Regions from separate parts of the Homo sapiens genome. Here regions 2, 3, 4, 5, 6 and 7 are each linked to region 1. A link is a loop called in an ENCODE intact Hi-C map of the cell type or tissue named here. Cell type or tissue: GM12878. All regions are shown on one strand.

Region 1 (4,000 bases):
TGTTTTTCTGGGTCTGGATTATTTCACTTAACATAATGATCTCCACTTCCATCAATGTTGCTGCAAATGGTATTATCTCATTCTTTTTTATGGCTAAATAGTATTCCATTGTGTATATGTATCATATTTTCTTTAATCATCTGTTGATGAACACAGGTTGATTCTCTGTCTTTGCTGTTGTGAATAGTGCTGGAATAAATATGTGAGCGCAGATGTCTCTTCAACATACTGATTCCTTTCCTTTGGATAATTGCCCAGTAGTGATAGATCATATGGTATTTCTATTTTTAGTTTTTTTGAGAAATCGCCATACTGCTTCCATAGTGGCTGTACTAATTTACATTCCCATCAACAGTGTACAAGAGTTACCTTTTCTTTGCATCCTCACCAGCATCTGTTATATTTTTGTCTTTTTAATAATAACTATTCTAACTGGGGTAAGATGGTATCTCATTTTGGTTTTAATTTACATTTCCCTGATGATTAGTGACGTTGAACATTTTTTCATGTATTTGCTGGCCATTTGTGTGTCTTCGTCCAAGAAATGTTATTCAGACCTCTTGCCCACTTTTTAAAGGGATTATTTATTTATTTTTTTTGCTGTTTGAGTTCCTTATGTATTTTGGATATCAGTCCCTTGTCAGACAAGCAGTTTGCAAATATTTTCTCCCATTCAGCAGGCTGTGTTTTCATGATATTGATGGTTTTCTTTGTTGTGCAGAAGCTTTTTAGTTTAATATGGTACCATTGTCTATTTTTATTTTTGTTACCTGTACTTTTGAGGTCTTAGCCATAAAGTCTTTGCCTAGACCAATGCCCTAAAGTGTTTTCTCTAGGTTTTTTCCCTAGTAGTTTTATAGTTTGAGGTCTCATGTTTAAGTCTAATCCGTTTTGAGTTGATTTTTATATGTAGTGAGAGATAGGGGTCTAGTTTCATTCTTCTGTGTATAAATATCCAGTATTCTTAGCACCATTTATTGAAGACGGTGTCCCTTTTCCCAATGTATATTCTTGGCAACTTTATAAAAAAAATCAGTTGCCTTATATGTAGACTTATTTCCAGGTTCTCTATTCTGTTTCATTGGTCTATGTGTCAGTTTTTGTATCACTGTAATGATGCTTTGGTTACTATAACCTTGTAATATATTTTGAAGTCAGGTGGTGTGATGTCTGCAGCTTTGTTCTTTTTGCTGAGGACTGCTTTGGCTACTCAGGCTCTTTTTTGGTTTCATGCAAATTTTGAGATTGTTTTTTCAATTTCTGTGAAAAACATTATTTTTTCTTTTTTTTTTTTTTTTTTTGCTACAAACTGCTTCTTTCTAAAAGAGAAATCTAAGTCCAGGTATTAATGAAGTAGGAAAAATTTCAATAATTATAAGAGTATAGTAGAAAACTTCACCTTACGTTCTGTTATGGTTCCCTACAAAATACTCTGTGATAGAAGCTATTTCTCTGGTAGGGAGAGTCTTAAACATCTGTGAGCATATCCAGGAAGGCACTGTTGCCAGGGATGGGAACATTTTCTGCACAGGAGACCCTGTTAGGTACTAAGGATCAGGTTTTCCTGTGTGTCTCAGGATGTTGCCTATTGCCTCTTGCCTGTTGGGTCTGCAACAGAAATCTGCAATTTCTGGCCAGACTGCTCAATTTCCTTCCCCTTTGGTGTTACTGACCTCTGCTGTTAAAAAGCAGCGCCTCTGCTTGCCTCTAAAGCTACTCTCTGGTTTCCAACCATTAAAACATTCAATAACCAATCTCATCATTCTGGAAAACAAATATCCTGGAGCTCAAAGGCTACAGAGACTTTTCCAATTATTTCCTAAAATGGCTTTTTAGATTTGAAAGTTCTTCTGTGAGAACCAGGGTCACGTGTCTGTCTTCAGCGTTACAGAGAAAGACAGATGGAGGTTGTTGCGCTCACAAGAGAAAAGGAAACTTAAGGCAGCTTCCCCTTTTCTTGACCACCGGATGTGTCTTCTGCAACTTCTGTGAACTCCAGTAATTGAGGTCATATTGTGGCATTAAAAAAAAATCCAGCTGTTTGCATGGTTCCCTTAATCCTTACTCTTATCTAATTCAACCACCTAATCTGGCCAAGAAATGTGAGGGGAACAAAATTCTATCCCTTTGTTTGAGAGACAGATGAACAGTCTCTAACATAACCCACAAATAAAACTGTGTGTCTGTGTGTGTGTGTGTGTGTGTGTCTGTGTGTGTGTGAGAGAGAGAGAGAGGAAGAGAGAGAGAGAGAGACAGACTGGAGTGCGGTGGTGTGATCATGGCTCAGTGAAGCCTTGATGTCCCAGGTTCAAGCAATCTTCCCGCCTCAGCCTCTTAAGTAGCTGGGACCACAGGCATGTACCACCACACCTGGTGAATTTTCGTATTTTTTGTAGAGATGGAGACTCTCTATATTGCCAGAGCTGGTCCCGAAATTCTTGGTTCAAGCAATCCTGCCTCAGCCTCCCAAAGTGCTGGGATTCTAGGCGTTAGTCACTACACCTGGCCAAACAAAACATTTTTAAGATTATTGATCTTAGTGGAGTCCTTGTGATAAGGCATAAGCATGACATTCCAAAATAGAAAGAATACAAAACAATGGATTTGCGCATAAATATCTCTACTAACATGTGAGTTTTGGAAAATTCCCTATTTCATGAATCATTAGCTTGTAAGTTTTGTTTTGATGTTATACAAGCATTTCTAAAACAAGTCTGTGTAGATGTTGCCACCTACTGTTTGCCTAGAAACATCCTTCATATAATTCATTTCATGTAACAATAGTCTTTTTTCTAATTGCATTTATTTTCCAGGAAGGTCATTTCTGTCTCAACCATTTCTTGTTTTAAAATTATTTGTCTATTTGTTACTTACTCTTAAGTACCATATCTACGAGGTCATTACAAGAAATTCTTTCTTTATACATTGGAAAATCCTGAGGCAATGACACAATTTTCTTTAAATGTTCTCTGATATATTGAAACAGTAAATCAGTCTCAGGTTTAAAAAGACTATACAGTATATGTCATTGAAACATCATTTAAAAAATTATTAGTCTCCATGTAAATCAAAGTGGTCAAGATCATTAGATTGCTGTTAGTTTTATTTTGACATTCATATTTAAGATATTTAGGCTGAGTGTGGAGGCTCATATCTGTAATCTTAGCCCTTTGGGAGGCCGAGGTGGGTGGTTCACTTGAGGCTAGGAATTCGAGACCAGAGTGGCCAACATAGGAAGACCCCGTCTCTACTAAAAATACAAAAAATTAGCCTGGCATGGTGGCGGGCACCTGTAATCCCAGCTGCTTGAAGCTGAGGCACAAGAATCACTTGAACCTGGGAGGCAGAGGTTGCAGTGAGCTGAAATCGCACCACTACACTCCAGCCTAGGTGGCAGAGTGAGACTCTGTCTCTGTTTCTGTCTCTCTTTCTCTGTCTCTCTCTCTCTCTCTCTTCCTCTCTCTCTCTCTCTCACACACACAGACACACACAGACACACATACACACACACACACAGAGATATTTATAAAGCAAATATCTGCTTTTTTTCCTTCCTTTTGTCTTAATCTTTTCAGGCTGCTATTAGAAAGCACCATAAACTGGGTGGCAGATAAATATCAGAAATGTATTTCTCACAGTTCTGAAGTTTGAGAAGTCCCAGAACAAGACACTGGTAGCTTTGGTGTCTGGTGAGGGTCTGCTTCCTCACAGACAGGGTTTTCTCACAGTAACCTCACATGGTAGAAATGGGAAGGGATCTTTCTGGGGTCTCTTTTATAAAGACACTAATCCCATTTGTGAGGGTTCCATTCTGATAACCTAATCGCCTCTCAAAGGACCCACCTCTTATGTTAACCTTGGGGGTTAACATTTCCACATATGAATTTGGGTGGAAGAGACACAAATATTCAGAATATAGCACTGTAAATAGTTTTGGATGTTAGTGATTGAATGGCAAATTCTTTTTTATTAGGATAAAAAACCAATTGTTTTACTTACC
Region 2 (4,000 bases), 150 kb before region 1:
CCTCATGAAGGGAGGGGAGTAAGTGCCCCCTTCTGACTAAGTGATGGAATAAGAAATAACTTGGCCCAGTTTACACATGAATTCTCACAGTACATTAGCGATAGTGGAAAGTAAATTGCCACCACATTATAGTTCCACTCAAGGACGGAGGGACAGTTGTGAAAAGAAATCCTCTCTCCAGGCAGGCAATGTTATGAGTAGTGCGAATGGTCATTCACTTGGTATGGAGAGAGAAATGTACTTTGTATAGATACATGGGGACCCTGGGGAAGGTGGGAATGTCTTGGCTGGTTTGTCGGGGTAAGGCATCCTCATATTGGCTCTCCCATCTTCCCTTCCTCATTCTTCTACTCCCTCACTCCTGCTTCCCTGGGATTGCAGGGATACTAGTAAGATAGTGTCACGTGAACTTTTGTCTCAGGCTCTGTTTTGAGGGAAATCAACTTCTCTGAGATGTTCAGTGAGATATTTGTGGGCAAACCAGACTCCCTAACCAAATTACACATGCTTTACCAGAGCAACAATATATGTTCAGTGGTAGCTCAAGCTGTTTTTATGACCATTTTTCTTATTTTGGGAAGAAAATGAAGAGAAGCTTGTTCAAATTATTTTTGATAACTTTCATGTATGCCCGTTCTCTTAAAATCCTTCTACTAGGTTAACCATTTATAAAATAACTGGGTTAGCAATCAGAGATAGAAACCTGTTTGTGAACAGAATGAATAAGGAAATTGTGTCATCAACAAAACAAGAAGAGCTGGGCACAGTGGCTCATGCCTGTAATCCCAGCACTTTGGGAGGCCAAGGAGGGTGGATCACGAGGTCAGGAGTTCGAGACCAGCCTGGCCAACACAGTGAAACCTCGTCTCTGCTAAAAACACAAAAAATTAGCCGGGCGTGGTGGTGGGCACCTGTAATCCCAGCTACTTGGGAGGCTGAGGCAGGAGAATCACTTGAACCTGGGAGGTGGAGGTTGCAGAGATCCGAGATCCCACCATTGCACTCCAGCCTGGGTGACAGTGCGAGACTTGTCTCAAACAACAACAACAACAACAACAACAACACCACCACCACCAACAACAACAAGAAGAACTTATCTCCTTTCCATGAGAAAAATCAATATGTAATCAAAATTTTTATTTTATTTAAAACTACCCAAAAGATTGAATTTGACTTTTTCTAGATACCATTCACTATGTCAAAAACCTAAGCAAAGAATGTAAATAACTTTCAAAGTATTTCTTCCACTCTACTCCTGATGAGTCTAAAGTTAAACAACTGAAAACTGCCTCCCTCAGTTTAACATTTGGCACATCTCTTTTTAAGGACTTCGAAGATACCCTGTGTCCCATTACAAATAAAATATGACGGCTGGGCGCAGTGGCTCATGCCTGTAATCCCAGCACTTTGGGAGGATGAGGTGGACGGTCAGGAGTTTGAGACCAGACTGGCCACTATGGTGAAACCCTGTCTTGACTAAAAATACAAAAATTAGCCGGGCGTGGTGGTGCACACCTATAGTCCCAGCTACTTGGGAGGTTGAGGCAGAAGAATTGCTTGAACTCGGAAGGAAGAGGTTGCAGTGAGCCGAGACTGTGCCATTGCACTTTGGCCTGGGCGACAGAGCGAAACAAAAAACAAAACAAAACAAAACAAAACAAAACAAAAAAGAATGCCAGAATTTCTTTCTTTCTTTCTTTCTTTCTTTCTTTCTTTCTTTCTTTCTTTCTTTCTTTCTTTCTTTCTTTCTTTTTTTTTTTTTTTGACAGATTCTTGCTCTGTCCTGCTCTTGGCTCACTGCAACCTCCACCTCCTGGGTTCAAGAAATTTTCCTGCCTCATCCTCCCGAGTAGCTGGGACTACAGGTATGTGCCGCCACACCTGGCTAATTTTTGTATTTTTAGTAGAGACGGGGTTTCACTATGTTGACCAGGCTGGCCTTGAACTCCTGACCTCAAGGTGATCCACCCACCTCAGCCTCCCAAAGTGCTGGGATTACAGATGTGAGACACTACGCCCGGCTTTACTTTAGAATTTCTTAACTAAAGAGATGAGGAAAAGCATATAATTCCTTGGCTTCACTTTATAATGCTTGATAGAAAATGGGGGTGGATGAGGAGATATCAATAACGTTAAAAAAAAAAAAAGCAAGTTACTAACAGGAATGAGGAAGCAGAGGGAAGGTCAAAATGTAGGATGAGGTGGGCTTTCTAGCCAATATAGGACAATAAAGAAGAAAAGGAATGCCATGGTCATGGTGATAACCTTACCAGTTCCTGGTGTAGATGAGAAATGAAGCATAGCTAATCTACTAATTTTAGGTGACACCATCATGCCTTTCACTATGACTCAAAAGAATGTGTGACAAACCACTTTCTCATCAGGCCAGCTGATGGTATTGCCACTCAGAAATGGGGAGAAAATTCTTAAAGAACCACTAAGAGCTTTTCACTACTCTGAACTCTCAGCTTGAATAAAATCCACTTAGTCCTTTCTGTATTTCAGTGACTGCAATTATCAAGCATTGATAAGGAGCTTCTTGGGTTTTCAGAATGGTCATAAAAAATGATTTTCAGCTGAGTGTGGTGGCTCACACCTGTAATCCCAGCACTTTGGGACACCGAGGTGGGTGGATCACATGAGGACAGGAATTTGAGATCAGCCTCAGCAACGTGGCAAAACCCTGTCTCTATTAAAAATTCAAAAAATTAGACGGGCATGGTGGTGCACGCCTGTAATCCCAGCTACTCGGGAGGCTGAGGCACAAGAATCACTTGAGGCTGGGTGCAGTGGCTCACGCCTGTAATCCCAGCACTTTGGGAGGCCAAGGCTGGTGGATCACTAGGTCAGGAGTTCGAGACCAGCCTGGCTAACACTGTGAAATCCTGTCTCTACTAAAATACAAAAAATTAGCTGGGCGTGGTGGTGGGCACCTGTAGTCTCAGTTACTCGGGAGGCTGAGGCAGGAGAATGGTGTGAACGTGGGAGGCGGAGCTTGCAGTGAGCCGAGATTGCACCACTGCACTCCAGCCTGGGCAACAGAGCGAGACTCTGTCTCAAAAAAAAAAAAAAAGAATCGCTTGAACCAGGGAGGAAGAGGCTTCAGTGAGCCGAGATCGCCACTGCACTCCAGCCTGAGTGACAAGAACAAAACTCTGTTTCAAAAAAAAAGATTTTTATTTTATTAAATATGGGTTGAAAATAGGTGAGGTATTTATAAAAAAAATGGTTAAGGATGGTGTATTGAGCATCTTTAATGTGTGACTGTTCAGCATTCATTTCTCTTTCCTAATAACATCACATTTCTTTTAGAGGGAATTATAATTTTATTATTATTGTTGTTACTATTTGCATATAAATTTTTATATATTTGTCATTGTTGTTGTTGTTTTGGTTTTTTTGAGACAGGGTCTCACTCTGGTTGTCCAGGCTGGAGTGCAGTGGGGTGATCTTGGCTCACTGCAGCCTTGACCCCTCAGGCTCTGGTGATTCTCCCACCTCAGCCTCCTGAGTAGCTGAGACTAGAGGCAGGTGCCACTGTCCCCGGCTAATTTTTTGTATTTTTAGTAGAGGCGGGGTTTCACCATGTTGCCCAGGCTGGTCTCAAACTCCTGGGCTCAAGCAATCCACCAGCCTCGCCCTCCCAGAGTGCTGGGATTACAGGCATGAGCCGCTGTGCCTGGCCTTGTTACCATTTTGGATTCAGCCTGGTGGACTTTTACTCAGCAGACCTATACTTTCTTAGCCCAAGTCTGAATATATGGTTGAAACCAGGCCAATCAGACACCTACTCTCTGGAATTTAAATCTTGGGTAGAGGATTAAAGAGAGGATTAATCTATTCCGGGGCGAGTCCTGGATTTTGTCAACGTGAAGCCATTCTTGTGATCTCCAGATCCTGGACCACTGCGAATACCTTGGATCAGCACATTTCAAAGTCTGGTTCTCTAGCCTTACTTCCAGGCGATGAAGTCTGATATATTTCAGTAAGTTTCCTTTCC
Region 3 (4,000 bases), 410 kb before region 1:
TCCTTAGATTCCTTCTCTGAAAAATGAGGATGATGCTAGTACCCTTCTTATAACATAATAGAGAAACTAGAAAGGTTAGAAGACTGCCTGGCACATGGTAAGTGACAAATAATGTTTGTCATTACTATAATTTTTCCTCTTTCATACTAACACACTTACCAAAGCCTTGAAAATGCCTCTCACATCTACTTCAACCTCTGCATCCCCACAGCAATTTTCCTATTCAGGACTTTTGCCTCCATCTGCTTTCTTATCCCAGCCATGACCTATTATATTTATTCATTTGTGTGTTTATTCCATGAATAGTCAATGAAAACTTACAATAAACCAAGAACTGTTTGGGGCCTTGAGACAATAATAAAAAACAAAACAGACCCTATCTCTGCTCTTACGGAATTAATGGTCTAGAGTGCCGGGGTCAGAAAACTATGGTAGATGGGCCAAATCTGGCCTACCACCTATTTGTGTAACTAAAATTCATTGGAATACAGCCACACCCATTTGTGTGTTTTCTGTGGCTGCTTTCAACAATGGCAGAGTTCGGTTATTGCAACAGTGTCTATATGGCCCACAAAGCAAAACTGTAAACTGCCTTGCCCTTTACAGAAAAAGGTTGCTGGCCCCTTTTCTAGTAGCAAAAAAAATATGCTAAGATCTCACTAAGATTAAAATTACGTCACCAGAGAGCTTATTGTTACACTATGCAGTCATCCTACACATAACAGATCAATATTCTTAAAATGTGCCTCCTCATTTGTGTCATTTTCTATACACCTGTCATGTCACTTGAAAGTTGAACTGAAGCCAGGCACAGAAAGGCAAACATCACATATTCTCACTTATTTGTGGGTTCTAAAAATCAAAACAGTTGAACTCATGGAGATAGAGAGCAGAAGGATGGTCACTAGAGGCTGAGAACGGTGGTAGGTAACAGGGAGGTGGGGATGGTTAATGGGTACAAAAAACTAGTGAGAATGAATGAGCAAGGACTAGTATTGGATAGCACAACAGGGTGACTATAGTCAATAATAATTTAATTGTACATTTTAAAATAACTAAGGAAGTATAATTGGATTGTTTGTAACACAAAGGATAAATGCTTGAGGGTATGGATACCCTATTTTCCATGATGTGATCATCACACATTGCCTGCCTATACCAAAACATGTCATGTACCCCAGAAATATGTACACCTACTATGTACCCACAAAAGTTAATAAATAGTTTTAAAAAAAAAAAAGTTGAACTGCCTGAGCCTGCTGTTCAAAGTCCTTTGACACCTCCTTTCAGTGCATACATTTATACGGGCAAATCTCACTCTGGCGGCCTTTCCTAAGCCTTCCCTAAGTAATTCACTAAAATTACTTAGATGCCCATCCACAGGATACCATAATACCCATTTTAGAACTTGTCCCATTTTATTAAAATTGTCTCCTTACTAATCTGATTTCTCCAAAATACAGAAGTCCATGAGGTCAAAAATGGAGCCTCCTGTGTTGTAGAATCTCAGTATCAAGCACAATACTATGCTCAATCCTAAGATAAGCACAGACAGCTAGCCTGTAAAAAATAATAAACATTCTTTAAATAGATACCTACCTCTGTTTTGTTTTTACATTGCCCATTATATAGACACCTCACCTCACACACATACTTCTACAAAATCTACTCCTCCTCAGGGCAGAGTAGTATATGTGGTTAAGGGAAGAAATATTAATGAATTAACATCAAGGGTTAGAAAAATATCACCCAAAGTAGAGAATAACTAATGAAGGCTTGAAATTTTTTTATTATCTCTATTTCACAGGGTGCTATAGAAACCAAGGAACAAAAAGAAAAATCTGACCTTGCACAAAATCATTCTCATTAGAATTATATAATAACTAATTATATATTAAACATATAGCTAATTGTTTCAGACCTAAAAATTCTGAGACAAACTATATGAGGCTCCGATTTGTTATTTTTTCAAATAAGATTTTGGCATCTATATTAAATTATGCTTAATGTGATTTATCTACTTTAATATCCAAGCAAGTGTTTTATTCCCATAACACTATGCTATATACCTTAAATATATACAATAAAGTGTAAGTGAATTAAATAAAATATTTTACCATTGTGAGCTCTGTCTATAAGGCAGTGAGAATAATTTTAAGCTTTTTTCAAGTAGATATAAAATGAACCACTAGATGGCGCAATCGTCACTTTAAAAAGTAATGACAGCATCACGTTTAAAAATTCTTTAATAAGAATTTTTACTATAGTTTTATTTCTTTTGTGAAATTAGTTACTGATTTCCTTTTTTGTGTATGAGGTCTTTGTACATTCTATACTCTTTGTGATCTTCAAAAATAATCTTCAAAATATGCAATTTTGTAGCAGATTAATTCTGTATTTTGTTTGTCTCCATTTTAGAGAACCCTATACAATTTTCCGTTTTTTGCACAACTATTAATTTAGGTGTAACAAGCATATAAAAGTCTATGACATAAATAAAAGGTCTGGGAAGGTGTGATCAGCTGCTGTCCTCCAGCTTAACAGATTCTGATCCCTATACCTCATACCCATTCTAGAATGCGCTTTTTAGACTGGCACGGTGGTTTATTGCTCTCTGGCTCTGACAGGAATTTTAAGTTAACCCTTTCTCTCATGTACTCTTTAGTGTAGTGTTTTCAGAAGAAAGAAAGGGGGATGGTGGGGAGAGAAAGGGAAGGAAGAAAGGGAGAAAGGGAGAAAGGCAGGCAGGGAGTGAGGGAGGGAGGGAGGCCGGAGGGGGCAAAATAAACACACGGTGCCCTGACAAACAACAGTTTATCAAATATATATATATATATATATATATATATATAACAAGATATAACAATAAAATCTCAAATATTATTTATTTAAAGTTCATATATTGCATGGGACATGTATTAGTCCGTTCTCAGGCTGCTAATAAAGACATACTTGAAACTGGGTAATTTATAAAGGAAAGAGGTTTAATTGACTCACAGTTCAGCATGGCTGGGGAGGCCTCAGAAAACTTACATCATGGTGGAAGGGGAAGCAAACATGTCCTTCCTAACATGGTGGCAGGAAGGAGAAGAATGAGCGCCCATTGAAGAAGGAAGCCCCTTATAAAACCATCAGATCTCATGAGAACTAACTCATTACCATGAGAACAGGATGGGGGAAACCTCCCCCATGAGTCAATTTTCTCCACCTGGTCCCTCCCACAACACATGGGGATTATGCCAACTACAATTCAAGATGAGATTTGGGTGGGGACACAGCCAAACCATATCAGGACATACTTCTACTAAGAAAAGTTATTATTTAACTTATGTTTAAATTTAACTAGATGCTCTGCATTTTATCTGACAACTCTGCCTTTGATGGGTCTATCAGAAAGTTTTCTGCTGGGCTCCTCCCAATATCACTCTCTAAACCCAGACAAGGTGTCTCTTTCAGCTGAGTATTCCCCATTACCCCTCAGCTTCTGCTCTAGCCAGAAACCACTTACTGCCACTGTATCTTTAGCTAGAGGGACACCTCTTGGTCAAGATTCATTTTTATATGTCCTCAAGCTATTGTTCCTGACTATGAACATCCCTTTCCTGGGATTCACTCACGTTTGACTTGTCTCCAGTATGTTTGCAGCTCTTTTGGCAACCCCAGGAGCTGAGCCTGTGAGTTTGCCAATGCCAGGGAAAAACACACCAAGCTCTCCAAGTGGTCCTGCTGAATCTCTTTTCACTAGGCTTGAAGTTAGGAGACAGCAACACCATGCACAGCTTTTTCTTTAGGTGGTGGTGTGGGAGTTGGGAGAGAGACTTACAATGCAATTTTGTCTGAAGAAACAATTCTCAAAAAATTCTCTTTCAATTTTTACACTCTGAATCGTTTAAAGTCTTTGGTGTGGAGTCCAGTAATCCTATAACCAGTTATTAACTCTTTCCTTTGACAATTTAGGGTTTGAATCACAATTCATTTTGATCTCTTGGAACTTCAGTTA
Region 4 (4,000 bases), 250 kb before region 1:
AAAATGTTGGGTTTTCATAAAGTGAACCAACATTGGACGCCCTTGTATTCTCTTCATTGTTCTTCCCACAAACAGGAAGTATACTTACTTTGTAAGGCAGTACAGAATACTCTTCCCCTTAGAGCTTTGCCTAAAAGCTTTACTAGTTTCACTTTTTGAGTCATGACGTTTTCTTCTTGGCATAAATGATAATGTGCTGTCTTCAAAATACTAGACTACGTCTCTGAATTTTTTATCCACTGTATAGTTGAAGAACAAGTGTGATTAGTTTTGAGGTATTGCATATCATATAGTCCTAGGAATTACTTCTATATAGTATTATTATCATTCTTCAAATCTTGGAATTACTACCTTTAAAGGAAGAATAGAAAGCAGGATTTCCAAGGAGGAAGGATTAAAAATCAATTGGAAAATAACCAAATCAAACGTTAAAAAAAAAATTAAAACATTCATTTAACTAAAATTAGTGCAATAAATAACTGGGTAAATTTCCAAGAGTATTTGTCTAATAAAATCCATTATTACTCTTGTTTGTAAATCAAAAAACCCCAGTTTAGGGAACTAGTTTGGGCAAAAAATGGGGATTTGTTGGCTCATTTAAACAAACCCTGGCTGAGCACGGTGGCTCACGCCTGTAATCCCAGCACTTTGGGAGGCCGAGGAGGGCAGATCACCAGAGGTCGGGAGTTCAAGACTAGCTTGACCAACATGGTGAAACCCTGTCTCTACTAAAAATACAAAAATTAGCTGAGCGTTGTGGCATGTGCCTGTAATCCCAGCTACTCAGGAGGCTGAGACAGGATAATTGCTTGAACCCGGGAGGCGGAGGTGGCAGTGAGCCGAGATGTCACCATTGTACTCCAGCCTGGGCAACAGAGTGAGACACTGTCTCAAAAACCAAACCAAATAAAACCAAAAAACCCTATTAAGATCAGCAGTACAGTTAGCATCAAAGGTATCTGGAACCAGGAACTCAAACGTATTGCAGTCTTTCTCCCTTGTACCGTCTCTCCCCGCTTTTTTCTCTCTTTCCCCGTTTTTTGGTTTGCTTCTCTCTACTTTTTAACCTCAACACATTTAAAAGTAGAAGTTTCCTGTTTTTAATTCCTACTTCAGTCTGTTTTTCCTATCTATTGAATGTTTTAATTCCCATCAATCTTTATTTTTAACATCAATCTGCTTCTTCAAATTTTAATTTTTTAAATCCTTCTTAGCCTTTGAATTTTTGTCCCTAACCTTTACTCTTTGTCGATAGTGTGTGCTTATTACCAATTTATCTCTGTAAGAGGGAAGTACCAGAACTTAAAAAGAAGCATGGGCCTACAAATGTAAAGAAATTGATTTGCATTTATAAATAATGGAGACGGCAAGGTTCTGAGAAGTACTCAGCTGGTATTATCTCAAACTTGACTTTATTGATGATTTTTAACCACGAAATTTAGACTTTCCATAAGGATTATAACTTGCTTGTTTATCCCATTTCTTGGCTAAGGATGGGAACTACATTTCCCAGAATCCTCTTCCCTATATGGTTCTAGGTTAGAATTGAACAAAAGAGGAATGTGTATGAGATTTGAAAAGTGAATGAAACTGAAGCGACTGTGCTCAAAAGGTCATTGCTGTGAAACCGGGCGACAGGTAGAGACAGATGCTGCGAGTCCCAGCTTGTCCTGCTGTTCTCCATTCTGTGTCTTGCCTCTCTTGCCACCTGCTGGTTCGGCTGATCAATAACAGCCCCTGACCCAGGGTGTAGGCGATAGCTACACAAAGACGAACCTTTCCCCAGAGATGGCAATTTCGAGACCCTCCATGAATACGCTCTTTGCAGTCCCACTTTGGCAACTGGTCACGCTTGATTTCCTGGATTTCTCGGCCAGCTGCAGTTTGTTACTCACATCAGTGCTTCAGTGGACTCTTCAGCCTATTTCTCTGATTCTCTGACTCTCCCTTCCAGACCTTCACTTTTGCAACTCTTTTCATATTCGTGTAAGTCCTAATTCCTATAGTAAATTAGTTATTCTCATTATCATTACAGTGTCTCTTGGAACTCTTCGATCTTCGTGCTCGGCTGTCTTTATTGCTTCAGGTGTCTTCCCTGATAGTTGCAAATGGCCACCACAACCGAGCGTTCCCTACTCACCTGACGTTGCTCCAAGCAGCAAGCAAGCGCACGGGTACTTACAAGTCTTTCTCCATACAATCTTCTCTTGTTTCAGGAAAGAATGTTGTTTTTACCAGAAGCCTCTAACAGAATTCCCCTCTAAGTCTCCTAGGTCAGATCAGGCATCTTCCCCTGGTCACTGATAAAGGAGCTAAATTGCCATGATTGGCTCAGACTTGTGGTCCTGTCCTTGGCTGCACAACAGGGAACATTTTAAAACGTATTTGCACCCGCACCCAACTTGCAACGATTCTGATCGAATTGTTTTGGGGTGGTGCTGTGGCTCAATATTTGTAAAATGCTTTCGCAGAGATTATAATGTGCAGCCAGGGTTGAGAACCACTGCTTGGATCAAACATGATTCATTCTCTTAATATTTCACAGTGCCTGAGCAAATCAGTGTTCTGTATAAGGAAGAAGGTAGAAATGCTGAGGGATTGGCAATCAAGATTTATTCATCCAAATTATCTCATTCAAGCATGACCGATGGAATAGATGGAAATATGACTAAATTTCCCACTTGATTTTCATCATCTAACATCACTAAGAGTTACCAGAGTTTAAACAAGTTATTTGACTAAATCTAGGAATAATAATACAACAGCTATTCTCTATTCCTTAGTTACTGGAAGTAAAGCCATTCTGAATGAGCTACTAAACCACGTGGCACAGAGCTCAAGAAATAACTATTCCTTTGTGGGGCACCTAATGAATTAGCCTTATTTAATTACTTATATAATTAATTGCATGATTAATATAATTAATTATATAATTAATTGCATGATTAATATAATTAATTATATAATTAATTGCATGATTAATATAATTAATTATGGGGGTGGGAACATGGAGAGATGGTCAAAGGGTACAAAGTTTCAGTTAGAAAACATGTTTTTGAGATATATCGCACAGCATGGTGACTATAGTTAATAATGTATCTTTCAAAATTGCTAACAGGGCAAATTTTAAATATACCACAAAAAATGGTAAGTATGTGAGGTGATGGATTTAATTAGCTTAATTTAATCATTTTACAATACGTAGATATATCAAAACATCACATTGTACCCCACAAATATATATAATTGTCAATTAAAAACAATTAAAATCTTTAAAAAAATCCCTGTAGTTCTGAATTTGAGTTGGAAGTATCAGTATGATATTGTAACATTATTTTTTTTTTGTATTTTCATTATAATTAATTTTTTTTTTTTTTGTGAGAGAGGGTCTCACTTTGTCACCCAGGCTGGAGTGCAGTGGCAAGGATCTCAGCTCACTGCAACCACCCCCTCCTGTGTTCAAGCGATTCTCAAGGCTCAGCTCTCTGAGTAGCTGGGATTACAGTTGCACATCACCATGCTCAGCTAATTTTTGTATTTTTAGTAGAGATGGGGTTTTATCATGTTGGCCAGGCTGGTCTCGAACTCCTGACCTCAAGTGATCTGCCTGCCTTGACCTCCCAAATTGTTGGGATTACAGGCATGAGCCACAGCACCCAGTCTCAGTATAGTTTATTTTATACTACAGTTTAATTATCTTTATAGTGCACTTATTTTTTTCCACTTATTTTTTGAGACTGGATCTCCCTCTATCGCCCAGCCTGGAGTACAGTGTTGCAATCTTGGCTCACTGCAACTTCTGCCTCCCAGGCTCAAGCTGTCCTCCCACTTTAGCCTCCATAATAGCTGGGACTATAGGCACAGACCACCATGCCCATCTAAGTTTTGTATTTTTTGTAGAGAGGGGTTTTGCCATGTTGCCCAGGCTGGTCTTGAACTCCTGGTCTCAAGCCATCTGCCTACATCAGCCTCCCAAAGTGCTGGGATTACGGGAGTGAGC
Region 5 (4,000 bases), 280 kb before region 1:
ACATACATCTTTTTCTACAAATATTTTCACAGTTCCAAACACTTCATTCAGGAATCGAAAAATGAATAATGGAGGCGTAGTTTTGTTAGGCCTTTAACAATCATTTTGTCAAAGGGAAGACAAGTTCGACCCCAAAATAGTAACTAAATACAACAACGTACTGTTTAAGTACTCCCTACAGAGTTTACTGCATTGGTTTTTAAATTTAGCTTAAAATAAGATAGTAAAGTTAGTATTTAGAGAAGCCTCAATAATCGATTATTCTTTTTAAATTAAATATCGCTACATGTAATGCAGATTAGGACTAGAATATTAAAGCAGTGTTGCCACTTAACATTAATCCATGAACATATTCTACGCGTGACTACTGGAAAGCACTAATAACCACCCCAATCTAGTCTCTAGGAATTGGCATTTAAAAGCCCAAAGATGGAAAAAGGTCACCTAACCCGGCAACACATCCTGAGGGAAAGGAGGGACACAGGACTCCGTGCGCGATATCAACATTCTCTTCCTTTCTACTCTCCGCACCGCCCCCGCCCCCCGTGTCAGGTGATCAGTTATTTAGCACCATTAACACGTACGTATCGACAAGTGGTTCATTAAATTACATGTATTATCGGAAGGCAAGAGTCTAGGCTTCTCATTTCAAACTAAGCAAAAGGAGTCCACAGTTTGAGTCCCGGGCACAAAAGCGCGCGGTAACTGGAGGATAAATGGAAGAGCAACTCTCATCTCCAAAAAGCAGCAGCAGGGAGCAGCCTAGCAGCCAGGGCCAGTCCCAGTTTCCCGAAACCAAGGCCCAAAGCTCCATGCTGGGGCTCCCTGAGAAGGAAGAGGCCCCAACGGCCGGATCCGGGGGCCTGCGAGACGGGCCTTCCAGGCAGCGCCCGCCGTGCCTCGGGCCTGCGCGCCCGCGCCTCAGCGGCGGCGGGGCGCCCTCGCAGCAGACGGCTGGGTACCAGTGGTCGGGAGAGAGGCCGTGGTCCCGACCCTCCGCCTGGCGACCGCGTCGCTGCGACTCCCTCCCCAGCCCGCGGTCCAAATGGTCCACAGGCGCCAGCGGCGCGGCCCAGGTAGGCCGAGGACGTTGCGCAAGAGGCCCGAGAGGCGATCTCTCGGCTGCGCGGGAGAAAAGCGCGGAGAGTCCGCCGCGGGAGGGGCGGAGAGGCCCGCGGAGGCGCTGTGCGTGTGGAAGGGGATGGGGGAGGGGAGGATTGCCCGTCTCCCTGGCCGCGGCCACAGCCGCAACTCACCCAGCTCCGCCAGACGAGCGCTACCACTGGCAGCAAGAGGAAGATGGTGGACGCTGCCGCCGCCGAAGAGGAGGAGGAGGGGGCCCGGTGGGTGCCGCGGAGAGGGGGTACGCGCAGGACGTCGGCGTCGCTGCCACAGCCTCTTTTCCTCCTGGGACCAAATGGCTGCTGCTGACGACACTATTCTTGGCTTCCGCGCCGCCCTCCTAATCCTCGTTGCAGCCGCCGCCGCCCTGAGCCCGAAGGTCGCTTGCCGCGTGGGGACGGTGCGACGGCGCGAGACCCCGCAGCCATCGGCGTGCGGCGGCGGCGCGGGAGCTGGAGAGGGGCCGTGTCACGTGACCCCACTGTTTACCGTTCCGGGGGCCGCGGCCTGCGTCGCTGCCGCGCCTGCGCGCTTTAGGGCCTCGAGCGCCGCGCCTCCGTGGGGCCCCGGGCTGCAGCGCTTCCCGGCGTTGCCGCGCCCCTCCCTGTCTTCGGAGGACGCGGCACCGCCTGCGGGCTTCTAGCTCACACCTCCGCGCCGCCGGGAGGGGCGAATCAGAGGAGCGCTTTTTCTCGACCGTAGTAAGCACTAAGGCTTCACAGTTAATATAATATTGATGCGCAGCTCCCCAACCCCAGGTACTTTTTATTAATTGACTGTGAGTTCAAGAATGGTAGAATAGGATGGAGTAGATGAGCCCTCTGCCCAAATATCTGTGCTGGCTCGGCACAGCAGCCTTACCATTAACTACCTCCGTTACCCTCACCCTACATGGCTGATCTACCTCAGGACTCAAATTGCTACCTCCAAGAAACATTCTTGGTATCCAGTAAGCAGTCTTCAGAATGTGGTCCCAGGTTTCCCTGAGGGGTCGCCAAGACCTTTCAGTAGAGCCTCCATTCCTTTGCCAGGAGCATGTGTCTAAGGCCAAATTTTCTTCCCACCCTTCAACCAAAACAGCATATAGCAGCTGATTCAATGCAGAAACAGATAAGAGAATCCAGCCATCTTCTATTAAGCCAGACATTGAGGAAATCTGCAGAAATTTTAGATATCACCCTTTTATTAATTTGGAAAATATGCTTTTCATAAATACATTATTTGTGGTAACAAATATTGTGTAGAGGTCCAGAGACAAAAAAAGTTTGAGACCCACTGGTCTGCTTCCACAGACACTTGAGCTAACCCCTATCTCAGCCCTTAATAAGCGCTGTGAAGTAATTGTTGCTTGTCAGTCACTCCAACCAAAAGGAGCTACTTAGGGACAGGGTTTGTGGCTTTTATCTACAGGGACTATTACAGTATTCAGCCAGTACCTGCTGAGCACCTTACTGTGTGGTCTGCACTGTTCTAAAACCTTTACAGTACTTGTTGATTTAAGCTTTAGACCAACCGCAGCCCACATTGTAAGATTAGTGCAGGGTGGAAGAATAAGTCACAGGCATGTGGTGAAGATCTGTTCTTTCCTCTCTCTAGTCTTCTGATATTTTAAGCACTCTTAATAGCAAATGCTCTTCTACAAAGGAAGTTTGGGTTGTCCTGATTCCACTGGATTCTTAAGAGTTTCACCCCCTGTCTTGACTAATCAATCCCTCAAGACTTTGTTTTACAATCTTTTTGTAATGTGTTTTTGAGAAAGGAAAATAGAAATGAGTAATTTTTTTTTTTAATTCTCACTTGGGATGTCTGGGATGAATTATAAAAACAAGCCTAATGTTATTCTTACTCTTCTGGTGGATCTCAGTGTGACGTTTTAAAAGGGCGTTCAGAAAAAGTAAAATTATTGTTATAAACAAAATCCAACCCCGAAGGAATTCAACAGAGTAGAACTTGATGACGGAGACCACTAGCTGGAAAATCCCTTAGAAGGGCTGAGGAAAACTTACCTTCTCAGAGAAGTTTTAATAAATTTAAGATAAAACAAAATGGAGATTAAAAGAAAATGTAAGAATCATAAGACTGTCACATTTACAAAGCAAAGATTTCTGATCCTTAAAAAGTCAACAAGCTTGCCATAGGCATGATGTTTTGATTCTGTTATTTTGAACCAGCCAAGTGCCCAGATTCACATTTGTCCACTAATGGTCTTTGCTTTTTGCTTCCAGATGTAAACACGAACTGTTTATCTTATACCCAATTCATAGAAAGGTTAGTAGAAGAAAGAACCAGCATAATAATACTGGCAACAGCTATAACTGCACACAGGACTTATTGGAAGATCAGATTGTATCAGTAACATTGAAAACTCCAAATTAACTTGGGAAAATTAAATTTGGTAGGAAAACAAGACAGAGTAATTGATAATGACTAAAACTGACAGTGTATTTGTATTTAACTAAAAAATTATCAAAGAAGGAAAAGTGATAAAATTTGGATCTTGCAAAACATTGACCCAAGAAAACTGAGCCTGGCAGAGATTAAGACCATGGAAGACAGTAAACAATGTAGACACAAAAGTCAATTTTGATATGAAAAATGCTTGTCATCACTGAAACATTGGTCCCTACAGTAATCAGTAAACTAAATATGGAAAAAAAAAATTGGAAGAATTAACCCCTATGAGCAGAAAGTCAATAAAAATATTAAATTTATTTAATGAAGTTTTTTCTGGCAAACACTTTGTAGACATGTACTTTCGTGTTAATTTAGAATAGATTTAAATGTTTGTATGCTTAAACACAGAATCAAAACAGTGGGGTCAAAAGATCTCAAACTCAGCCGGGTGCGGTGGCTCACGCCTGTAATCCCAGCACTTTGA
Region 6 (4,000 bases), 220 kb before region 1:
CTCAGAAAAAAAAACCAAACCCATTGTTACATTTTTGTGAAATTCATATATATATTCATATATATTCTATCTAGTTATATTCTCTGTATATATACTATCTATATATAATATATAATTATATGATTCTAATAATTATCCCTTTCGATAGTTGTTTTCTTTACATTGTAATTACATACACTTTATGTTGATTTTTCCAACTAACAAAAACATTTTTACACATTAATACAAACTCCAGATAACTCTGAAGTTATTAGTCTTGCATAATTTACTTAACTCATAAACTGAAACATCTAAGTTCTTTTCCAACTTTATGCTTTTATATCCTTTTCTTAGACTGATTTAAGTCCTATATTTAGAATCTCACTTTATCCTTAACAATCTGTTATCATTCCCATTAAACTGAAGACGAGGAAAATGAGTCTCTGAAAATCAACTTGTTATGTGAAATATCATAAGAATGTATGCTTATGAATCTAAAAAGGAAACAACTCTCATTTATAACTGTAAAGAAAATATTCATAATTTTAATAATGTTCTTTTGTATTTTAAAACCAAAATTTCACATATACAACTCAAAACTGAAATCCAACTCAGAGAAGGCGGACAAAGGGATGTTGAAGGTGGAAGTGGCAGGTCTCAAAAGCAAGGTAACTACTGTAACCAATAAATATAAACAAATATGAATGTATTTATATTTTCTCTAAGTTCCCCCTTAAGAACTAAACCATTTTTATGCCAATATCAAACATTAAACCAATAGTCACAGCATATTTTTAAAATATGTACATGGAAGACACTGATGTTAATAATCAGTCTTCTTCCAAATAGTTTATAAGGTACTTGTGTACTCGGGAGTAAAGAGGGCACTAAGGAAAGTATTAATAACAGGTTAACAAGAGCAGTAATTCATAGTCACTGCCTCAAGCACTTCATGTGTACTCTCATTACCAAAGTGTTTTAACAAAAGGTTCCATTAGTTTCCATGCTTAAATTTAAGCATTTGAAGTCTTAAAATTAAAATTCAAACGATCTGCTCCCATTTCCATTTTACACCTTTAAATAGTCCCATGCTAGTTATAGTTTCTAGAACTTTGCTAAATTTTGAAGAATAATTCTTATGATGATTACTGCAGAAAACATCAAGTCAAAAACCCAGTCTACTTTTCTGGTAAAACATACAACTAGCATTAACAATCATTTATCAAAAGGTCCCATAAAAAAGGTAACTTTCATTATCACAAGTTTGTTCAAACAAGCCCTCAGAGGTTACTTCACCTAGTTGGTCAGCTGGGTTAAAAAATTAAGTGTCTAAATTACAAAGCCATCACAGTTACAGTGAATACAGATTGTAGTAATCTGAAAATAATTTCATTATACTTTCACCCCAAATTCTAAATACAACCTCCGTAGAATAAAAAGTGTATTCTGACACTTTCCCAATGACATACAATGATCTTTAAAAGCTTTATAATGACTCATCACAGTATTCTAATTTCTAGGTATTACCTTTTTTTCAATTAAAAGCTAATTTGAGGCAGTATTTCACACCACTATTTCCATATTTAATAGCTAAAACTCCTGTCGGCTACAACCTAGTCTGGCCATATCCCTTCATGTAAGTAAGCACTTTCATCAGGAAGCAGAGAAAGAACTATATTAAGAATTCCCTTCCTGAAATGGTTATTTTTACTGAGTGGAGCCACCTAGTGGATGGGGGGACTCGTCTGTTAAAGCAGTGGTGGCCACCGATAGATTTCTGTTCCGCCCAAGACACTCCTCCATTCCCAATCTCCTACCCACAGGAAAAACTATCCATAATGGGGATTTTTTCCCTCCCACCTATCAGTTGCATTATAATCACAATCATATACAAGAAGGGAGAGGAGGAAAGAGTAATCTCTGTGCAGAAGCTTAAATCATTATTATACTGCAGAGTCAAGCCAATTAATGTGTGTAACTCCTTTGTCACAAACAATTCGTTGTATAGTCTGTTCCACATCTATTTAGGTCTTAGGGCACCTAAGAAAGCATGTGTAAAATGCTGCTCACTCTTGGGAATGATTTAGTTTTCTAGTTTTCAACTGACTGAGTAACAGGAAGCACTGCCTCAGGATCTAGATGTCGGGCAGGTCAACAGTTCCAATCGTAGTGTAAATAACTTAATACTCGTGGACTGGTAGGGGGCTCCGCGGACAGAAGATAAAAAACCCTCAGAATTCCGTCTCTGGTTGGCTACTGCTGCCACAAACCAACAGGAGGCAACAACATATTACACCACAGAGCTCAGGGATAGTTCTAAACAGTCCCCGATTAAAAGGCGCCATCCAGGGCCCTTCCAAAATTGGCAGGGGAAATGTATGCTGGTGCCCGGACGGGAAGTCCTTCGCGTCAGTGTAACTAACAGTAGCCCTGTCAGTTTCCAAGACGCTCCGAACCAGGCCATTTCTCGACGACTGGCCCAGAGAAAGGACAAGACTAGACTTGTTCCCATTATCACGAGCCCGAGGTGGGGCGATAAATCCGGAACAGCTCGAATTACCAGGTGGAGCCTGGGAGGAGGGCGGGGCGGACGGCCGAAGTTCTCACCTAGCAGAACCCCACTCTGGCCCGGGCAGGGGTGCAGCTCGCGGAATGCCCCAGAGGGCCGCCGCCCCGCGCACGCGGCTGTGTGCGCCCGAGCACGCCCGCTGCGCCCCCTCTCCGCGCCGCAATCACGGGTTCGCGCCGCGCCTTCAGTCAGGCGCGGGCGCCGAGGCCATTTTGTCTGAGGCTCGGGTCCCGGCCGTCGAGCACAAGAGTGTAGCTGCACCCAGTGGCTGTCCCGCGCCCACCCCGGAGCTCCGAGAAGCTCTGGAACCAGATCGTTACCACCCGTGCCTGGCTGTCCGGCCTACCCCACGCCCGCCCGGATCTGGAGGCGAACCCGCCACCGCCGCGCCCTCCCCGTATCCGGCTCCGCAGTGACACGCGCAGCCCTCGCCCCACCCCGGGCCACGTCTCCCGCTCCCAGTGCAGCCACTCTCCTCCGGCCGAACAAAGAGGCCCCGGGACGCCGCGGAGCCTGCCATGCCCGGACGGGTCGCGCCAGACCAAAGGGCCAAGGGCGGAGGCGGCGGTCACAAAGCGGCTTTTGTGCCACCCACCCGGCCCGCTGCGGAAGCCGAAACTGCCCCCGGCCGCCGCAGAAGCCGGACCGCGCCGCCCCCGTCGCTCCGGGCTCGGGAGGGACTCAAAAGCCGGTGCCTCCGGCGGCCAACCGCCACCCCGCAGCCCCGAGGGGCCCGGCATCTGCCTCCGCACAGCCGGCCGCAATCGGCCGGCCACAGGGCCATAACCCGCCCGCTCCCACCCGGGACCCACCGGAACCGCAACCCGGGGCAACCTGGAGGAGACGCCGGGCTCCGAACAAAGGCGACAGCGGGGATGGGGGGCCGGTCGTGGATTCCCAGCCCGAGAGGCGACGATGCGACGGCTACTCACAGGAATATGTTTACTCATTGAAGATTGTGGCCTAATCATACAGCCGGTCCCGAGGCGGCGGCGACACAGGCGGTGGCGGTGGCTGCAGGGCAGGAGGCGGCGGTGGTCGTGGCGGAGCGGCGGTGGCGGCGATGCAGGCGGCGGCGGGGGCACCAGACTCTACCATGCAGTGAGCGGCTCGGAGCAGAGCGCGTAGCCGAGCCGGCCCGCAGCCGAAGGAGCCAATACACGCGCCGAGGCGCCCTTGCGTCACAAGCCCTCCCCTTTATAGCCGGCGCGACGTGCAACCCTCCAGCCACCAATCGCGGCCTGGAACCGCGGGCCAGGAGCCGACAGGCGGGGGCGGAGGCCCGCCCCCTCCGGACGTCACTCCGCGGCGGCCGCCGCCGGTGTGAACCGGTTGATGAATGGCTAAGCGCCGAGTCGGAGCATCCCCGGGGCGGGGGAGGGAAGGGGCTGCCGGGAGTGCTCCGGGATGCAGGAAGCCTGAAGTTAAGAAGGGGTGGGAGCGAGAGAGATT
Region 7 (4,000 bases), 170 kb before region 1:
TTCTGATCCTACCTGAGCTTCTGAAATAATTAGATTGGGGAGAAAAATGCTGAATTGAAATCTGTCTGACTTTTAAACAATGATGTTGACTCACTTTATGCTAGAATACGACAAGCCAGATATTATTTTCTGTGCAACACTAAAAAATTATTTGCCGTTTTTTTCTTTTCTTGCTCAGTTTTATTTTTTTTTCTTTTATTTTACTTTAAGTTTTGGGCTACATGTGCTGAATGCTCAGGTTTGTTACATAGGTATACATGTACCATGGTGGTTTGTTGCACCTATCAACCCCTCATCTAGGTTTTAAGCCCCGCATGCTCTCCCTCCCCTTTTCCCCCACCCCGTGACAGGCCCCAGTATATGATGTTCACCTCCCTGTGTCCATGTGTTCTCATTGTTCAACTCCCACTTATGAGTGAGACCATGCGGTGTTTGGTTTCCTGTTCCTGTGTTAGTTTGCTGAGGATGATGGTTTCTAGCTTCATCCATGTCCCTGCAAAGGACATGAACTCATTCTTTTTTATGGCTGCATAGTATTCCATGGTGTATATAAACTGATTGTTCATGTAGTGCACTACCTATAGCACATGGTCTAATAAATGATCTCTTTACCACCTGTTTACAAGGCAAAAAATTAAAAAGAACAGTAACTCTGACACTAATCATATTGACAAGGAAATAATAAACACAAACCACAGATTTATAAGGTGAACAATTGTGCCAAAGTCTTTTTTTTCAGATATCTATTTTCATTTTATTTATTTATTTATTTATTTATTTATTTATTTATTTATTTGAGACAGAGTCTCACTCTGTCACCCAGGCTGGAGTGAAGTGGCATGATCTTGGCTCACTGCAACCTCTGTCTGCCTCCCTGGTTCAAGTGATTCTCCTACCTCAGCCTCCCGAGTAGCTGGGATTACAGGCATGTGCCATCACACCTGGCTAATTTTTGTATTTTTGATACAGATGGGGTTTTGCCACATTGGCCAGGCTGGTCTTGAACTCCTGGCCTCAAGTGATCCGCCCGCCTCAGTCTCCCAAAGTGCTGGGATTACAGGCATGAGCCACCACACCCAGTCTATTTTCATTTTTAGTGTTTTACTATTTTTCCTATTCATTAGCAATGTTAATTGATAGATCTCCTGAAGGCCAAGGACAATATATCACAACATTTAAAGATAAGAATCACATAAATGTCTAATGGGAAAATATTCCCAATTGTAGAATCAATGAAGACTGAAGTTAAAAAAAGGATGCATACAGAGGAGAGAAAAGTATCAATGCAACAGCAGTGTGTAATATGCAAGAGATCCAGTGGTTAGTTTTTGTTTGATAATTATGTTCTCGCAAATTTATGTGTAGTTTTAAAATATGTTGGATTCAGGCATTGAGGCTCCTCGAAAAATTATAGGTAGATGATACATTAAATCAGTCTACAGGTTTATACAGTTACAGGGTAAAAATTATTATCTACTGAATTTTAATGTGTTGAATGTCTATTTCAAGTCCATTTGTCAAAATAAAGTATGGTGGTAGCAAATGTCTTTAATCTGAACAGAATGGTTTTTATTGATAAATTGATGATTGAATTTCAGGAGCTAAAATTCTATATTGCTTTCTAATTTTCTTATTGGTTTATTTGCAAGTCAAGTGTAATAGTAGGAAGTTAACTATAGTTTTAACATTGAATTAGAACTGTCACACATGAATTGCTTAATACCTTTTCTGGATTTTAGTAGACTGACCTGTATTTCATTTTCATGTCCTACTTTTTAATTCAATTGAGTCACATAATGGGCTGTAATTGAGTCACAAAACAGGAAATAAGCTTGTGCCAAGTATATGGAACAAACTTGGCATATGTGGTGTCTTTACCCTTATTAGTGGAAAGTCAGTTCTGGTAAATCAATCAGTCAGTTTATCATTAGTATTTCCCTCACCTGGTAAGACAGGACATAGTACAGTTTCACATCCCTTACCTGAAATTATGAAATCCAAAAAGCTATGAAAAGAGGAAGTGTTTTCAAAATTCAAAACCTGACCTGACTTGACCTGAACTCATTTAGCACTGAAACTGTACTGAACTGATATGCACCTTTGTAGTCTTTTTTTTTTTGAGACAGAGTTTCGCCTTTGTCACCCAGGCTGGAGTGCAATGGTGTGATCTCGGCTCACTGCAACCTCTGCCTCCCAGGTTTCAGTGATTCTCCCGCCACAGCCTTCTGAGTAGCTGGGATTACAGGCACCCACCATCATGCCCAGCTAATTTTTGTATTTTAGTAGAGATGGGGTTTCACCATGTTGGCCAGGCTGGTCTTGAACTTCAGGCGATCTGCCCGCCTTGGCCTCTCAAAGTGTTGGGATTACAGGCGTGAGCCACTGTGCCCGGCCTGTAGTCTTTATTTATCTCACTTAGTGTGAATATGCACATGCTTTACTACAGTGATATTAATATGGTTAAGAGGGTGCTACCCAGATCCTGCTGAAAGTATAATATATGGCATATGTATCCTGCTTTTTTTTCTAAAATCTGAAAGATACTGACTTCCAAAACAGTCTTCAAGAGTTACCTTTTCTTTGAATATAAATCTCCTAATGTGCATTTTTCAATACTGAGTTATTTTCTATCTTTTCAGCAACTTCCCAGGTACATTTATGATTATTGCATTATTATTGCAAGTATTAAAGGCAAAATTCTGCTTTTGTCCTCTCTGTTGTTAGTACACTGTGAAGGCTGAATGGCTTGCTAGAAAGAACCTTAGCTGTAAAGAGACCTAGAGTTAAATCCTGGTTGGGCTGTGTGACCTTGGACAACCTATTTAACATCACTGAGCATTACATTTCTTTTTCTGTAAAATACTGACTGATACCTACATTGCCCCCACCCTCTTTTTCAGTCTCAACCTCAAAGAAGGAATTCTGATTAGGTGGACTATGGTTGTTATCCTTTACCTCTGTTGGATTCCATTGCTACTCCTTTGTTTGCCCTGGGGATGTCCAAAATGATAATTTTTTAGTTAATCAATTATAAAATTTATTCTTGCCTTTTCTGCCAGGACCTCAAGATACCTAAGCTGTTAGTTTAGGTACAAGTAACAAGAAAAGTAAATACAAGCAAGAGAATTGATGTTATGCTTATTAGGGAAAGCAAAATAGCAATCTAAGATGTGCTCTGGCAGCAATAAAGTTATGGAAAAGGTGGCACAAATATTTTCCATAGTAAAGGGATAGTCTAGAAACCTACTGAGATTTTTTTTTTTTTTTTTTTTGGAGACGGAGTCTCACTGTGTTGCCCAGGCTGGAGTGCGATATGGTACTATCTGGGCTCACAGCAACCTCCGCCTCCCGGGTTTAAGCAATTCTCTTGCCTTAGCTTCCTGAGTAGCTGGGATTACAGGCGCCTGCCACCACACCTGGCTAATTTTGTATTTTTAGTAGAGATGGGGTTTCACCATGCTGGCCAGGCTCGTCTTGAACTCCTGACCTCAGGTGATCCACTTGCCTGGACTCCCAAAGTGTTGGGATTGCAGGCGTGAGCCACCAAGCTTGGCCCTACTGAGATTTTATGTGTCAATGGATTCTTTTAAAAACTATTGGGTTGCGCTAGTAGAGACATTTTTGACATGATTTTGGACATAGTCTGTGTTTGGAAGCAGAGGAAGGCTGCTCCTTAATTTTTAATTCTCCATCAGTGTCTGTGATACATATTGTGGAATTATAGATCATTATTGACAATTTCTGATATAAAAGTCATATATATGTGTGTGTATGTGATTGTGTGTGTGCATGTGTGTGTGTGTTGATAGATAGTGAAGGTCCTTGTTTTGAGTTTTTAGAGTGTATTTCCCTTTACAAAATTGTTTCTTTTGTTCATAGTGCTATTGTTGTTAATTGAGGTTATCATCAGGAGATCTTTCACCATTTAAATGGTTTCACTTTACGGGGCATCATGTGTGCATACCTTTATTTTCCATTTTAAATTTCTTTTTAAAATTCA

The links. A loop is a pair of places that touch in the nucleus more often than their neighbours do. Peaks named below come from ENCODE experiments on the same cell type or tissue, not always from the same donor. Only the 100,000 strongest peaks of a DNase experiment are listed, where the experiment ranks them.
Region 2: a loop joins it to region 1, with 7 times the contacts of the local background. A loop is called at or near these places in 5 of 110 quality-filtered maps.
Region 3: a loop joins it to region 1, with 10 times the contacts of the local background. A loop is called at or near these places in 82 of 110 quality-filtered maps.
Region 4: a loop joins it to region 1, with 8 times the contacts of the local background. A loop is called at or near these places in 34 of 110 quality-filtered maps.
Region 5: it touches region 1 in a loop (6-fold over the local background); 7 of 110 quality-filtered maps call a loop at or near these places.
Region 6: it touches region 1 in a loop (9-fold over the local background); 47 of 110 quality-filtered maps call a loop at or near these places.
Region 7: it touches region 1 in a loop (5-fold over the local background); 7 of 110 quality-filtered maps call a loop at or near these places.

The regions. Positions count from the first base shown.
Region 1 is chr6:63,350,890-63,354,889 of GRCh38, reverse strand. It overlaps a transcript of LGSN not described here. Among named protein-coding and RNA genes, the nearest start is that of LGSN, 33 kb to the right of the region's middle. RefSeq lists enhancers at 1,648-1,737, 1,838-2,107, 2,178-2,287. In GM12878, CTCF peaks have their summits at 1,677 (motif pointing left) and 2,728 (motif pointing left); DNase peaks (open chromatin) are centred at 1,979 and 2,549; H3K4me3 peaks cover 1,052 bases; H3K27ac peaks cover 2,288 bases.
Region 2 is chr6:63,503,318-63,507,317 of GRCh38, reverse strand. It overlaps a transcript of LGSN not described here. Among named protein-coding and RNA genes, the nearest start is that of PTP4A1, 67 kb to the left of the region's middle. RefSeq lists an enhancer at 2,501-2,640. In GM12878, no CTCF peak of the experiment used is centred here; a DNase peak (open chromatin) is centred at 2,347; H3K4me3 peaks cover 278 bases; H3K27ac peaks cover 1,127 bases.
Region 3 is chr6:63,762,723-63,766,722 of GRCh38, reverse strand. The region is part of intron 40 of EYS (eyes shut homolog); the gene reads left to right. Among named protein-coding and RNA genes, the nearest start is that of SCAT8, 42 kb to the left of the region's middle. In GM12878, no CTCF peak of the experiment used is centred here; a DNase peak (open chromatin) is centred at 2,152.
Region 4 is chr6:63,596,458-63,600,457 of GRCh38, reverse strand. No RefSeq gene overlaps it. Among named protein-coding and RNA genes, the nearest start is that of PTP4A1, 26 kb to the right of the region's middle. RefSeq lists enhancers at 1,717-1,776, 1,857-2,016. In GM12878, a CTCF peak has its summit at 1,703 (motif pointing left); a DNase peak (open chromatin) is centred at 1,577; H3K4me3 peaks cover 1,039 bases; H3K27ac peaks cover 335 bases.
Region 5 is chr6:63,633,407-63,637,406 of GRCh38, reverse strand. It overlaps PHF3 (PHD finger protein 3), which reads right to left and starts at 1,605. Exons shown (of 16, transcript NM_001370348.2): 1 at 1,257-1,605. RefSeq lists silencers at 831-1,010, 1,451-1,810 and enhancers at 1,028-1,848, 2,380-2,917. In GM12878, no CTCF peak of the experiment used is centred here; a DNase peak (open chromatin) is centred at 1,606; H3K4me3 peaks cover 2,316 bases; H3K27ac peaks cover 1,667 bases.
Region 6 is chr6:63,572,200-63,576,199 of GRCh38, reverse strand. PTP4A1 (protein tyrosine phosphatase 4A1) reads right to left here and starts at 3,720. Exons shown (of 6, transcript NM_003463.5): 1 at 3,481-3,720. LOC124901228 (translation initiation factor IF-2-like) reads left to right here and starts at 2,632. Exons shown (of 2, transcript XM_047419610.1): 1 at 2,632-2,668; 2 at 2,770-4,000. The coding sequence starts at 2,632. The coding sequence ends at 3,515. LOC128125822 reads right to left here and starts at 3,720. Exons shown (of 2, transcript NM_001415059.2): 1 at 3,481-3,720. The coding sequence starts at 3,519. It also overlaps a transcript of LGSN not described here. RefSeq lists enhancers at 1,789-2,524, 2,219-2,588, 2,525-3,260, 3,642-3,936, 3,261-3,996 and 1 more and silencers at 3,129-3,258, 3,559-3,978. In GM12878, CTCF peaks have their summits at 1,727 (motif pointing left) and 2,259; DNase peaks (open chromatin) are centred at 1,689, 2,439 and 3,779; H3K4me3 peaks cover 3,384 bases; H3K27ac peaks cover 2,556 bases.
Region 7 is chr6:63,517,427-63,521,426 of GRCh38, reverse strand. It overlaps a transcript of LGSN not described here and a transcript of PTP4A1 not described here. Among named protein-coding and RNA genes, the nearest start is that of PTP4A1, 53 kb to the left of the region's middle. RefSeq lists an enhancer at 2,099-2,188. In GM12878, no CTCF peak of the experiment used is centred here; a DNase peak (open chromatin) is centred at 1,976; H3K4me3 peaks cover 338 bases; H3K27ac peaks cover 2,078 bases.